2 separate regions of the Homo sapiens genome follow, and region 2 is linked to region 1. The links are chromatin contacts, found by Hi-C or POLR2A ChIA-PET in ENCODE. All regions are on one chromosome and are shown on one strand. The core of a region is the stretch at or near the end of the contact, and the rest is flanking DNA. Distances in the headings are between cores, read along the strand shown. Region 1 overlaps NTN4 (netrin 4). Region 2 holds the start of LINC02410 (long intergenic non-protein coding RNA 2410).

Region 1 (7,902 bases), core at 1,697-4,196:
AGGAAGATGAAGCTAGCCCTGGGTGCTCCACGGGGAGCAGTTTGGACTCAATCCTGTGGGTAGTGGAGATCCATCAACAGTTTTTCTGAGTAGAGATAACATAATCAGAACTGTTTAAGAAAGAAAACTCAGGGGACAGTGTGAAAGATTCTTGAGTAAAATGTATGAGATTAAACTTAACAGTGATAAATATTAATTCCTTTTTACAAAAATCAGCTGTACTACACCAGAGAGGTGGACTTATCAGCCATTCATGTGAAAAAGACCTGAAGGTTTTAATTGACTGAGATCAACGTGAGTCAACAGTATACCATGACTGCCAAAAAAGCGAATGCAATCTTAGGCTACATTCATGGAAGAATAATGCTCCAAACAAGAGAAGAGCCCTTCTGTCTTCCCGTCTAGGCAAGCACAGCTAGAATATTATGCGCAGGTCAAGATATTCCTATTTAGAGAAAGCTGAGCAGAACTGGTGAGATCAATGAGAAACCTCGTTATATAATGAACAATTAACTTGGGATATTTCGCCTATGAGAGAGGATTTATGGATGTTCAGGAATTGCTAGCATTCTTTAGATGTTTGAAGAGGGATTAAATGGGCTCTGATGCTTTCAAAAGGCAAGAGTATGACCAAATAACTTTCTAAAAAACTTGTTGTATCCAAAGACCAAATGAATTCCTTTCAGTTTCTCATCCCATGAAATGTTTCCGCAAAGGCTGAATGATCTACAGTGAGAAAAGGTACAGAGAGGATTTATGTCCAGATTCAGAGGCTTAGGTCAAGACCTTTGAATATCCCATTTAACTGTCAATATAGATTATGACTTAAGAAAATATTTTACATCCAACGACTCCAATAGAAGAGGGCTTGTGTTGGACACTGCTTAGCAAGATCACTGAGTCTTCAGCTAGCTAGGCAGGAGCCCATAATTTTGGTGAAACTCTTTTAGGGAAATCTTATTTCTTGCTACTGTAAGAGGAGCACCCTTTTTAGCCACTGAACATAAGGATGTCACTTAACTGCCAAAGAAAAGGAAGGCAGAGGAAAAAGGCGAGGAGTCCCTGAGTCTTTCTGAGTCTCTGTATTAATGGGTGACATTTTATCTATATTTATAATGATACTAGACACAATATGGCAGTCTGCGTGTGTGAGTTGGGCTCTAGTCTGTCACCAGGCTCTGATGGTGCCAGCTCTTAAGTTGGTTCTCCACTTCCACTATTATCTGTCTAGTTCCATCTCTCTCATTGCACACTCAAATCTCGAAAGTACCCTAAAAGGCTATCTCTGTATTTTAGGGGCCTTGGATTCTTCCTTTGTAAGTTGGATCAATGTGAGAAAGACTAAGATAAAGCATATATAAGCGTGTTTTATAAATGGCTAAGTACTATATAAGTGCTATTATTAATAATCATATAATTCTATTACATTATTAGTGAAGTAGACTTTTGGGGCCAGTTCATCCTGTCACTCGACAAATATGTGGGTGCCTCTATATGTCTAGCACCTTCCGAGGCTCCAAGGATATGGTGGTAAACAAAATGGACACAAAATGCCTTCTAAAGCCCAGACAACTAACGTACAAATACATCTTTAGAGCACAACCCAGTCGTAAGTTAGGGACTTCCAGTACTAACTTTGGTCAACTGTCAATGTCTCCAAGAGCGTTGAGGGTCTACATTTTTGCTTAGTGCTTTTGGACAGACATTGAGTTAGAGGACAACATCAGTCTTGGCATTTAATAGTAGATAACGTGAACACAAGAATTGTGTCTTCTCATTAAAGCAGTAGCCCAGTCATCTACCTAGACAGGCAATAATAGAGTGGGAGTTAGATTTAGATAAAAGTGAACAAATCAGAGGTACAAAGAACAATTCTTGTCTCTTCATTCCATATTTAGTTTGACATATTTATTGAGACTTTACAAATTCTTTTTGAACTGTGTTATGAATGTCAAGTACAAGATAAGGAACTATGTTTTTAAAGATATTTTTAGACAGCAATGTTATGGTAAGATACAAGTATGAGCTTAAAGTAAAATGTCTTATCAAAACTGAAAGAAATGTATCCACCTACATCTGGTTGGTATTTCAGATTCATGAAGGAATTTCCAAGTGATTCTGTTAAGAGGTTGCTCTACAGTGAGTGAGTGAACAAGTTAGATTTCTAGCCCTCCTCTGGCTTCCCTTTCGGGACTTGCCTTTATTCTTTTATTAGGGATAGGCACTCCTCATAATTTATATGACAGGTTAATATGCTTTAAAAAAATCTCTCTTAAGGTCCTGTTCAAGTTAGGGAGTTATAACGTGTAAAAGATTCTCAATTTGAAGTACTGTAATCAAAACTTTCACACACACTCATTTTCCAAGAACTTTATAAAACATGCACCAGGCACAGGTAGAAAGTGACAGCCAAGAGTTCAGTGATGTATTATTTCTGGTGCTTTTTTAGCTTTTTTTTTTTTTTTTTGGTCGGGGCGGGGGGATGGAGTCTCGCTTTCTCACCCAGGCTGGAGTGCAGTGGTGCAATCTTGGCTCACTGCAACCTCCGCCTCCTGGGTTCAAGCAATTCTCCTGCCTCAGCCTCCTGAGTAGCTGGGATTACAGGTGCCTGACGCCATGCACAGCTAATTTTTGTATTTTTAGTAGAGACGGGGTTTCGCCATGTTGGCCAGGCTGGTCTCAAACTCCTGACCTTAGGTGATCCGCTGGCCTCGGCCTCCCAAAGTGCTGGGATTACAGGCGTGAGCCACTGTGCCCGGCCAGCTCTCCTTCTTTAAAAGCCCACTTAATAAAGCAGTTAGCTACTTCTAGATGCTCTGGCAGGTGCTGTGAGTATAGCCAAGAGGGTCTGTTACCTATAGAGCTGACTCCAATTGCTGTCATCCACAAAGGCCATTTTAATCTCCTGCTCAGTTTCCAGTCAGCCTCCTGCATCACTTCAGCTGCTTAAGGGACAGTTACATGTTTTACAGCTGTGGCTCTCCACAACCCCACCCTTCTATGACTCAGCCTTGACTGCTAGTCTGCCTGTCAGTATCATTGGCATGTAACCAGAAATATTATTTTCTTATGAACTAAATGATGCAATGACAGATGTTATAGAAATATGCAGGTCATATCAAAACACTCTAATTCAGATGTGGAAGTGACTCTTTCCTCCCCTTTCTCACCTCCCAAAATAATGACATTGGAACTTCAGTCTTGCATTCCAGTTTTACCATGATTAGAAGTGGGTGCTCAAGAGGCTATGTAAATAATAGGTCTCATAAAAACATATTTTTCTGTCTCATGCTACTGTCTCCACTCAGTCAGCTTCATTTCTTCCCCAACAGCTGTGTTGAAAGTACTCTAGGTCTTTTAAAATCTGAATATTACATTATGGAAAAATCTTTGAAATTTATTTGGATTAAAAAATAAAATTGGAAAAAGAAAGGTTCAGAAATAGAGGCTAGAATTCGCTTGACATCGTGGAGAGGAAAATGTCTAGAAAATACCGTCATTAGTAACATGTGCTTACGAGTTACAGAGAGGTCATCTGCTACTTAGCAAGAGTGGTAAATGGTGTAGAAACTATGTGATATGAGACATTATAGATAATTTACCTGGAGAATAGAAGTTAAGTTGATGGCTGCCCTTAAATATTTGAAGGATTTCCATGTTGAAGATAAAGTAGACTTGTTTTGTATAGCTCTAAGGCCAGTATTAGGAGTTTCAGGGAACAGACTCTAGCTTAACACAGAAGAACTTTTTGTTAATTAGACCTTTCTAAAACTGAAACACGCTGCCTGATGAGGCTGTAGGAGCTAGCAGAGAATGAATGGGCATCAGCCATTATAGAGGAACTTCTTGCATTGAGAAATTTGAGTTAAATGGCCTCATGTTCTTTTTTGATTATTAAAAATTCTTTGAGCTGTTTCTAATACCACTTTTGATAGAGATCAATTTTCAAGAATTAGGGGACAATTGGAATCTTATGCATTATTAATTTATCCATTTTTGTATCCAGAGTCTCAGTGCCTCATACAAAGCATTTCCTCAATAAGTAAAGTTTGAACTAATAAACAAGTATTTCTTTATGAAAAGGCTTAAGGTCACAGAAACTTAGGATTTTTATCTTATTTAATTATGGCTTTGTCATTATTTAAAAACAAAAATGACACTGATGATGAGAGACACAGTCGGAATTTATATGAGCCACATTTGCAATTGATTCATGTTAGAAATGCCTTTTCTTATCTAAATGTATAGGAAAGAAACAGTTTTAGAAGCCGAAATGAGAGTTAGTTTGTTTGCCAATTTCTCTTTCGAGCCCAGAATTTCTATTGTGAGCTTTCTTGCTCTGCAAGCCCAAAGCTTAAACATCCTGAAAAATTCTGTACTTTCAGCTCTCCTATATAAATCTCTACTCCATGAGCAGAAGGAAACAGACTAATTTCATACCATTTACTGTTTTCTGTCTCTATACGAATCATGTGAATTAGACTCACCTCTCTTTCAGTTGCACTGCTCGTACTTCAGTACATGTAGGACACAGTAGAGAGAAAAATATCTGCTTTTTACTTTTAAAGCCAATTGCTGGTCTTTATTTCTGCAAGTCTTTTCTTCTAACTCAGCTTTCAGTTCTCTTTCTTAATTCAACTCTTGCAACTAATCCTCATACTTCAGACCGAAACTTAATGGGAAAAGATATGTGAGATTCATCTCTACTGAGAAAACCTTTCATGATGTGATTAATACTTATCCTCAAGGTCTCCTACAAGTGAAGGACAAAGTGGCCCTATGCTGCCTAGTACTAGAGTAACAGCAAATATTTGTCTGTGGCTTAGGGCAAGTTGGAGGTGCCTTTGAAGTCTGTTTGGTAGCCAGGATCTCTCCACCAGGGTAACAGGGTTTAAAACTTGAAAATTTTTTAAACCTTAATCAGCACATTGGGGTTGCTCCTGATAAAGACTCTTGAATGAAAAAAATGGAAAGTACATTCTAGTCTAAGTTTGCATTTTGGAAATCCCCAGTAGGCACACACATGTTCAACAAGAAACTCAATTCGTTTTAACATCAAGTTAATTGCCAACTGTGGTGGTTTTCTGTGGCACCCAGTCAGGGAACGTGTTTAACATATATAATATGAATAATATATATGTATATATATGCATTTTATAAGGAAGATTAATTGAGGAGATAAACAGGAGGTAATAAAATAATTTTAATGACTTAAACAGGCAAAAATGGCTAAAAGCTTTTGCCACCATGGATAAGTTCACTAGCATTTGGTCTCATTACAGCTGAAGAGTTATCTTACTCTTAAAGAGGGGGATAAAAGAAAAAAACTATGTGTTAATAGAAATGTAGATATAATTAGGTAGACTTAAAGAATTATTCTGGGTGCTCACAACTATGTGTTCATGGTTTATCGTTTTCCTAGTGTGACCAGGTTTTGTAGGTAAATTAGACAACCTAGGTGACTCTTCTAATGTCTTTTGACGCACTTTACTTATAAGACTATCTCTTTTGGGCTGGGCACGGTGGCTCACGCCTGTAATTCCAGCACTTTGGGAGGCCAAGGTGGGCAGATCGCTTCAGGTCAGGAGTTCGAGACCAGCCTGGCCAACATGGTGAAACCCCATCTCTACTAAAAATACAAAAAAATTAGCTGGGCATGGTGACGAGTGCCTGTAACCCCAGCTACTCTGGAGGCTGAAGTGGGAGAATCGCTGGAACCCAGGAGGTGGAGGTTGCAATGAGCCGAGATCGCACCACTGCACTCTATCCAGCCTGGGAGACAGAGCGAGACTCCGTCTTGGGGAAAAAAAAAAAAAAGAATATCTCTTTTGTCCTGCCTCGGGAAAATTCACTTTTACTATGCACAGAATTCTACATTCTGCATTAAAATACCTTGATATTAGAGTTAATTGACTGAAGCATGGAAGAGTATACATAGCTTTGTTCTGATCCTGTTGAATGACAGCAGGACCAAAATGAAAGTCTAAGAACTTTTAACCCAAGAAGTGAAATATCTACCCAGAGCTGTTGTAATTTTCATTTACTTCAGGGGTAAAAAAAGGATATCTGCAACACTATAGTTTCCGCTATTTATATGCTGCGCATACCTCCTAATACAACAAACTATATAGGAAGCAATTCTTGCGACTTTCATTTGCTGAAAGGAAAATAAATCTCAAGTAGAATCCTCTCCCCTTTAAGGAAGAAAGGGAGATGGAGTAAAAAAGGAATAAGAAAGAATAATTACATTTTAGTATTCAAACTAATCTCCTTAAAATCAGATTGATTTTTCCTTTTGTCTCACTTCTGACACTCCAAAAGTCCCAACCTCTTAAAACTTATCAGTTTGAAATGAGATTTCTGCTTCTGCTCATGAGGGATTAACTGCTACAGGAATGACTGCCCCCCTCTTCTTTCCCCACTACAAACACACAGCTTAAGCGAGAAAAAAAAAAAAAAAAAAGATGATACAATTGTTTTCAGACATTGGCAACAGGCAGCACAAGACCGTGCTCTGAGAAAGAAGAAACAAACATAACAATCCCTACAATTGCCCCAATTTGCTGATTGGACATTTCCAAGCCAACACATAGGAAGGAGAACCCAGAGTCCAGTGGGCCCACCAAGTTGAGGAGACAGAGATGAGTGCTCAAGGAGGCCAGGGCAGCTAGAATTTGTTGGGTAGAATACTGGGGAGGAGAAAGCTACATAAGAGAAGTCCAGAGATCTGTACACAAAGGTCTCCTTAAGTTTTCGGCTAAATACTGAGCTGCATATGTGTGAGGTAAACTCTAAAAGAGTGAAGAAAGAACTGTCAGAAAGTAGTAGTTGAACCATTCTTAGTATTCCTATGAGTCTGGGAATAGTTCACCTTCTCACTGTCTGGACCGGAAAGACCTCATAATTCACAGGCATCTGGTAGAGCCCTCAGAAAACCTTTGTAATAGGGTTAAATTAGCCCTAAAATAAAGGCAAAACTGGGTTCACCCTAATAAAAATTTACAGCAATCTTCAAAAAGCTGAACATGATCTCAAATAAATTAACTGCATATCAAAACAAAGTCTAACCCTTTTTGGAGAAATATATCAAAATCCATCAAGCAACAATATAAAATTCACAATGTCTAATGTTTAATAAATTACAAGGCATGAAAATATGACTCCTAACCAAAAGAAAAATTGATGAATAAGAACATCCAGAAATTACACAGCTGGTAGAATTAGCAAGCCAGGACATTAGATCATCTACTATAAATATACTCCGTATGTTCAAGAACATGAACATGTGGAAGAGAGAAATGGAAGATATTTTTAAAAGATGTAAGTGGAACTTCTAAAGATGAAAAATACAATATCTGAAATTTAAAAAATATACTACAAGGGGCCAGGTACAGTGGCTCACACCTGTAATCCCAGAACTTTGGGAGACTGAGGCAGGTGGATCACTTGAGGTCAGGAGTTCCAGACCAGCCTGGCCAACATGGTAAAACCCCGTCTTTACTAAAATACACAAAAATTAGCCAGGTGTGGTGACAGGTGTCTGTAATCCCAGCTACTCAAGAGGCTGAGGCAGGAGAATCACTTGAACCCAGGAGACAGAGGTTGCAGTGAGCCGAGATAGAGCAAGACCCCATCTCAAAAAAAAAAAAAAACAAAAATACTACTAGGGACTGACAGTAGATTAGATAGTGCAGAGGAAAAGTTTGGTGAACTTGGAGGCATAACAATAGAAACTATTAATGAATCACAGACAGAAAAGATGATTAAGTAAAAAGAGCATCAGTGAAGTGTGGGACAATGTTAAGTGGTCTAACATTCAAGTAATCGGAGTCTAAAAGAAGAAGCTGAGGACAAAAAACATCTTTGTAGGAGTAACAGGAAAAAAAAAATTTCCAAACTTGA
Region 2 (7,902 bases), core at 2,546-5,045, 39 kb before region 1:
CTTTCTGCCAGTAGTGTTACTACTGCATGATCTGGTTTAGTACAATAATAATGACCAGGAGCTCTGGCATCTAATTTTTCAAATCCTGGCTCTGCCTCTGTCTTAGAAGCAGAGGTTCCTGTTCCTGCTGCTATAACAAAATACCTTACACTAGGTAATTTATAAACAACAGAAATTTATTCTTCATAGTTCTGGAGGCTGAAAAGTCCACCATCAAGGCAGCAGCAGATTAGATGTCTGGTGAGGGTCCCCTCTCTGCTTCAAAAATCACACCTTCTCAAGAAATCCTCCCATGGCAGAAGGGTGTGAACAGGGCAAACAGGCTTTCTCCAGTACTAAGGGCACTAATCCCATTCATGAGGTGACTCAATCACCTTCCACCTCCTAATACCATCACCTTGGGGGTTAGGTTTCAACACATGAATTTTGGAGGAACACAAACATTCAGACTATAGCAGCCTCTTCTTAGGTGATCTTGTGCAATTTCTTGAATGGATTATACAGAAACATCCCTGCTCTGTTAGTGTTCCTGGGGTAAGGGTAGGAGAGGGTCATGGGTTGGGATAGGAGGAGAGCTGATTGAGAAAGGGAATGAAAGAGGCCGGAGGCTATAAAAGTATCTAAAATTGTTTCCTCCTAACCTCATTCGACATTTTCCCTTACTTACTTGATGTTTTCTGTTTGCTTAATGATGAAATCTGTTTGATTCCTGTCAGCTTTTTCTTAGTCATATGAGAACTTTCTAGAACTAATGGGGTTGCATGAGAACTGACTTCCAGGCCCACCCATGCTGTTACAGTGAGATCACTTTTTGTAGCACTAGTTCTCGTTCTGCTTGCCATCTTTCCTGATGTGTCACCAATATTGTCTGTGAACCACACCCACAAAAACAACTCAGAAACAGATTTTCTTGAACCACATGTGACGTTGGCAAAGTGTGGTATTTTTAAGTAGGCCACATAGCTATCTAACCGATCACTCTTCCTCCATTGTGAACAAATATATATTGAGAACTTACCCTGTGCCTGGCACCAGTGATAGAAAGACAAATATCCCTGGCTACTTCGTATTAGCAGCAAGCCTAGTATGCCTTATACACTGCCAGGGTAGATGGTTTTTATTTTTTTTAAGTTAAGTTGCTTTCCAACTCTTGACTGTGCATAACTTTTTCTTATAACCTGTGGTCTCTATTTTTGCCTTCTGTTTAGCTCTTTCACTAGTATCATTACTTGCAAATATGCCAGAGCATCTCAACTTTATTCTACCAGGATCACGATTGATTTATATTCTTCTTTTGGCTCCTTGCAGTGCTTTTTTCTGCTAGTGCAAGCTATTTACATGCACTTACTCTGCACTTTGCACACATTATTCCCCTTGTGGTATTACCCCCTGTGAGGTCTAGACCTGTGCTATCCAGTACTGAATGAATAAGATATTCCACAAATACATATACTATATATAGGTGTCTATCTATCTATCTATCTATCTATCTATCTATCTATCTATCTGTCTATCTATAGTCTCTCCATATTACCTATAATGTATATTATATATATGTAACTTAAAACTCTAGATATGCAGCTAAAAAATGAACTGGCTATAGTCTTTGCCCTTTTTAGTATTTAACTAAAGACCTGCCTTTCTAAAGAAAGCTTCTGGTTTCAATCGGATAAAATTAATTTTTGACCTTGCTTGTACATGGGATGAGAGTTTATAAAGTTATAATATAATTGGCAATCTTGTGTCACTGTAAGTTTGACATATATCATTTGTTAGTGAGAAAGCAGAAGCTATGCTATGAAATCCTCTCCCTCTCTGCTTTGAAGAAATTTTTATGGCAGAAACTAAACTATAATGCAGCTTAAACTTGGAACTAAGCCGAACAACTTGGATTCATGGGCATATCAGCATCATTATGATGGTGATGATCATGATGATCATTACTACCTTACCATTATCATCTCATCACAAGTATTATTATTACTACTAATGAGAGTTGTAATTATATTACTTTTATGTTGATTCTTTCTCCAAAATGAATTCCTCCCCTCTCTTCCCATTTTTTTACCTCGTCCTAATTGTGTTTATAGAAACAGAAGTGACAATTTACTTAATTACATAATACTAAACAAAAGAATATTGTATCAACACTGATTTGGCATGGAATGAGGTTGCCTATTAAAGCTGTATTATCATAACATATCTCCCAGACATGATATTTTTTCTGCTTGCAGCCAAAAGTAGAAATTTTTTTGAAACACATTTAGAGTTGTTTCTGGAGTTAGGCATTAGTAGATTATCACTAATTGCTTGAGAGACCCCACAGTCCTAATTAGACGGAAAAGTGAAATGCAGAGGCGGGGCTACCACAGTCAGCCTTGAAGATTGCGTGCTGCAGAATCCCAGGGCTTGCTACTCACATGATGTGAATGGCATTCCCAACATTGTGCAGCAGAGCAACCTGCACATTTGGAAGTACTGAGAATATTGTAGGAAAAAATAAAGAACATTTCATGAAAGCATTTGGTAGATCCATGGTCATCTCATTGTCTTTGAAGGTAAATTTTATTTTTAAATTTAATTCTTTCTAGAAGCCATGAATATTAAGAAGTATAATAATTTGAAAAGAGAAAAAAGTTCTTGGTAGGAGATTCTACAATCAATATTCAATTTCACAAAAGTACACCATTAGAAATGAGAAAAGCAAATGTAAAACTTGGACTTAGAGTGTGTAAAGGGCAAATCAACTAGTAGAGAAGGTAAACATAGGAGAAAAGAGTTAAGAAAAGAAATGACTCTAGCAATAGTGCAGATTACATAGCTTGAATTCTCTCGGTACAAAACATCTAGTTGCCAGCTAAAAAACAAACATTTTAAAGCATATTGTTTGCCTCACAAAGATAATAAAGGAAATCACCAGTCCTCCAATATTGTGACTATTCAAAATGTACTACATATTCTAGCCAGTGTAATTAGAAAGGAAAAACAAATAAAAATTGTAAAGATTGGAAAGAAGAAATAAATGGTCCCTAAATGTACACAATATGGTTGTTTATATGGAAACATGGAGTTAGGCATAAGAGACTACAAATTATTAGAATTAGGAATTTAGTAAGGTTGCTGGATATAAGATCAATAGACAAAAATCAATGACATCCCCATACAGCAAAGATTAAGAAATATTACTTTTAAAAATATATCATATATAAAAATAATCAAAAATATGTATAGTAATAAATCTAATAAATGATTGGCAAGATTTTTATGTAGAAAATTAGGCAACTTTGTTGAAATGTCTTTAAGAGGACCTAAATACATGGAGAATATATGATGTTCATAAAAATGTAAACTAAATTCCCTAAAGATGTAAATACTCCTTAAATTAACTATAAATGTAATACAATTCCAATTCAACCCAACCCAACAGATCTGAGTAGTGGAATAGAATTGAGTTGCTGGTATTTGAGGCGAATCTGGAATTCTTTTGAGAGCCTAGTATAATTAACGGTGCCTCTGATAGAAAAAATATTCCCTGTAAATTTTGTTATCAAAAGGATGAATACTCAGATATAGGTTGCAAATAGAAAATCTACCTTATTTACCAAGAACTTGAATATTTACCTCAACATAAGAAACTAAGGATATGATGATTTCTTGGCAAAGGAATTGCTGTGTCAGTTGCAAGATGGCATTTTTCATCCATGACTCAGAAGTCTGGAATACCTGCCCAGTGCCTCATATGGATATAGACTCTAGGCTTCCAGACCCAGAGAGGAGAATGTTTTAGCAAGTGCATACTGCCACACATGAGAGCATCCAAAGCATCCAAAGTTATCTGAACTACTATACCTCACCCAGAGGCTACCTGTTAAACTATAACAGGCATGCCACCTGTGCCTTCAGAGGCCAATAAGTGATCTTTGAACAGGGTTGGAGTTAAAAAGTAAACCTATCCTTCACGTTTCTGCACTGTTAAAACTAAAGTACTTATAACAACGGACTTGATATGACTCTGCGGTCAATGTTTGCTTCTAAGATTGGCTCATTGTTTACATTTTAAAGGAAGAACACATTTGTTATGAAAAAGTTTTTCCGAATAGTGTGATTGCTTTGGAAGCAGCTCTTAAAACTGTAACACTATGTAATTGGCCAAACTTTCTGTACTACAGTTACCCTTCCAACTCTATAACTGTGAGTTTTTGGTATTTTTCAGTGAAAAGAGAGCCAGTTCAAAACATAAGATTATATAGATGTCTTTTAAAAGAGTTATACTATCACTTTTGTGTTAAAAAACAAGAATTCCAAAGAACGCCAATAAAGATTAAAATCTTCATCAACAAGCATTTATTTTCTCAATAGGCATGAAAGCATTACATAAAATATGGAAAAAATCTCAGACTGGTGATGTGTTTGGTGTGTCCTTTCAACAACTTCTTCTGTGTTTCTGGCTCACCCTCTTACCCTGCTTTTCCTCTCTTACATCCTCTTCATTGTGGAAAGAGGTAATAGATACAAACCAAAAACTTCATGGAAAGCATGCATGGCAGTCTGTTTCCTACAATATACACTAAAAGTGTAATTAGTTTCCTATTTACTTTTCTCTTCTGTTGTTTACTAGTTGCTAACAGTGACTATCATTTGAAAAGGGTGAAAATAGTAAAGCTATAGATGATCTGAACAGATCAGTCAATTTGACCTAGTGAACGTTTATCAAATACTTCAATAACAGCTGAATTACACATTCTTTTCAAATTCACAAGAAATATACACCATGATAGGCCATATGCTGGGCCATTAAACATACTTTAACAAATTTAAAAGAATAGAAATTATACAAAATATGATCTCAGAAAAGTTAGCTGGAGAATCCCCAAATATCTGCAAATTAAACAATGTGTTTCTAAATAACTCATGAGCCAAAGAAGAAATCTCAGGAGAAAATTTTAAATATTTTGAATTAAATGTAAATAAAAGTACAACTTATCAAAATTCACAGGACACAGCAAAAGCAGTGCTTAGAGGGAAATTTGTAGCATTAAACGCATATATTAGAAATGGAGAAAGGTCTAACTTCCTTAGGAAATTGGAAATTCATTCCATCTTAGATAATTAGTAAAAAGGGTGAAATAAAACTGATTAGCAAGCAAAGAAAAAAATTCAATTTTACATATAATCTAATAAAAGAAATACTAATACAAATATCACTTTTCACATACTAAATTGGAAAATTTATACTTTTAAAGTATAATATTCAATGCTGGTATGGGTGAGGTGAAATAGGCACCATACCTTAGTGATAGTTGTACAGATGGATGCAGCATTTTTGGAGAGAAATTTGACAATGTGGCCTAAATGTAACTTTTCTTTGAGCTGATATTTTCATTTTAATGATGATAAGAAAATAAAAATTAAAAAAACTCAAATTAACAAAATGTTTAACAGAGATAGCTATAAAACTATTATGAATAATAGCAAAAATCTGAAAATAACACAAAAGTATAATAAGGTAGATCCACTCACTGGAACAGTATATGGCCATGAAAACTGATGTTTGTGTAGAATTTCTAATAACTTAATAATAAGTGAAGAAAGGCCGGGTGCAGTGGCTTACGTCTGTAATCCTAGCACTTTGGGAGGTCGAGGCAGGTGGATCACCTGAGGTCAGGAGTTTGAGATCAACCTGACCAACATGATGAAACCCCATCTCTACTAAAAATACAAAAAATTAGCCGGGCATGGTGCAGACACCTGTAATCCTAGCTACTCATGAGCCTGAGGCAGGAGAATCACTTGAACTTGGGAGGCGGAGGTTGCAGTGATCCGAGATCACGTCACTGCACTCCAGCCTGGGCAGCAAAAGCGAAACTCCATCTAAAAAAATTTAAAAAGTAAAGAAAACATGGAACAAAAATTGTATGGCTATATAGGCTAGATATAAGATTAGAAGGAGCCATACCAAAATGAAAGCTGGTTTTATTAACGGTAGAGGGTGTCCAGGTTCTTGGTGTCCTAAACAAAGAATTGGACAAAACATACAAACAAAGCAAGGAAGGAATGAAGGGTTTTATTGAAAATGAAAGTACGCTCCACAGTGTGGGAGTGGCCCTGAGCATAGAGGCTCAAAGGCCCAGTTACAGAATTTTTGGGAGTTTAAATACCTAGAGGATTCCATTGGTTACTTCAGGTACACCCTATGTAAATGGAAAGGATGAAGTAAAGTTACAAAGTCATTTACAGCCTATGCCCTATGGAGACGATATTTCCTGTTATAGCTGAAGTATGAGTCAGCCTTATGCTCCCTGCCTCCAGACCCTATTTTCCTGCCTCAGTTTCTTTGGAAGATGGGTTTGCCCTACTAACTGCTTTTCTGTTATTTCCCAAAGACCCATGATGAACACAGTGGTTTCACTCATGGGCTTTGGAATCCAGTGGTTGGGTTACAGTCTCAGCTCTATTATTTACTAGTTGGGTGAGTCTCAGTTCTCATTTGTAAAGCAAGGATGACAATTGACAGTCTCTCCCTAGGGTGACTAAGAAGTCTGAAGGTGATCTTGTATGTAGAGTGTTTAGCACAAGGCCTGCTGTATATTAAGTCCCCAATAAATGCTAGCTATTTGTTATTGGTTATAATGAGGAAAAAATTTCTATCAAAAGTAAGCACATTAGGGCCAAGTGCAGTAGCATATGCCTGTAATCCCAGCACTTTGGGAGGCCGAGACGGGCAGATCACCTGAGGTCAGGAGTTCAAGACCAGCCTGGCCAACATGGTGAAACCCCGTGTCTACTAAAAATACAAAAAAAATTAGCCGGATGTGGTGGTGCATGCCTGTAATCCCAGCTACTCAGGAGGCTGAGGCAGGAGAATCACTTGAACCTGGAAGGCAGAGGCTGCAGTGAGTCAAGATGGCGCCACCACACTCCAGCCTGGGTGACAGAGCAAGACTCCATCTCAAAAGAAAAAAAAAAAAGATAAGCACCTTAGGACAGGCTCACCCAGATTTGCACAGGGAAGTTTTCCTTTCTCTGTTGGACTCTATTGATGTATTTCTTTGAATGAGTTGCATTTTCAAGATATTTATTTACTGATTGCAGGATATCTGGAGTTTACAAATGGGGCACTTAAATTTCCTTTTGTATACCAAAAAACAGGACACACGGAGAAACAATAAGTATATTTGATTGTCTTTGTGTATTTAAAAGTGCTATATCCAAGACCGTACCAGTGAGACTGAGAAAGGAATTCAAAGCTACTGACTTTAGCTACTTATTACCTCAAGTCTGCAGGCTGTGATTTTTTAAATTTCAGAGTAAGAGATAATAATCTGTACCTCCTTCACCCTTCCTATAGGGTCATTAATAGACTGGGAACTCCCCTGCCACTTCAGGATTCTTTTCAATGTAAAATTTAATATTATTTTGAAAGTGTTACTATAGCTTTAAAGGATTTCATTACCAAAGAAAGAATTCTGTTCATGATAGAAATATCATGCATTTTAAGAAGAATTCATCTTTTTTAAAAAAAAAAGATTCCTTTTTCTCTGTTTGCAATAAATATTGTATTCATTCAAACATTTCTGAAGGAGGACAGATAGTGGGGAAATGATGTGCTTTTTCTTTACGATGAAGGAATCTTCAATAGTTATGTTAGAGAGACTTACTACATGCATAAAAAAGTGCTTGGGCTTCAGAGCAATTAATATTTTTGTATTAATTTGGCTTTAAAGTTTTAATTCCTTAAATTTAGTGAGGAATATTTCTGTGAGTAAATAGCATTTATAAGTAGAGAAGGTCTAAGGTAGAACATTTGAGGTGTTATTTTGTAGAGTGCAGAAACCTAAATGGACTTACATTTATTGTAACCTTGAGTGGCTATGGCTAATTGGCTTAAAATTCTTCTTCTTC

Evidence for each region. A loop is a pair of places that touch in the nucleus more often than their neighbours do. ChIA-PET counts read pairs that join two places held with the same protein, here RNA polymerase II (POLR2A). Pooled maps may share reads with other maps.
Region 2: a loop to region 1 is called in a map of MCF 10A, with 13 times the contacts of the local background. The contact joins the promoter of LINC02410 here to the enhancer-like site in region 1. A Hi-C loop is called at or near these places in 5 of 168 maps with a recorded cell type or tissue (Caco-2, HepG2, MCF 10A and 2 more) and 3 of 50 pooled maps. POLR2A ChIA-PET finds 5 or more read pairs at or near these places in 9 of 52 experiments (AG04449, Caco-2, HEK293 and 6 more).

Annotation. Positions count from the first base shown.
Region 1 is chr12:95,759,242-95,767,143 of GRCh38, reverse strand. The region is part of intron 2 of NTN4 (netrin 4); the gene reads left to right. Among named protein-coding and RNA genes, the nearest start is that of NTN4, 28 kb to the left of the region's middle. Within about 2 kb of position 2,946, at least 2 of the 41 ENCODE cell types and tissues checked have a DNase peak (open chromatin) inside an H3K27ac peak, as active enhancers do.
Region 2 is chr12:95,798,990-95,806,891 of GRCh38, reverse strand. It overlaps LINC02410 (long intergenic non-protein coding RNA 2410), which reads right to left and starts at 3,795. Exons shown (of 2, transcript NR_135016.1): 1 at 3,622-3,795. All of the region lies in intron 2 of SNRPF-DT (SNRPF divergent transcript), which reads left to right.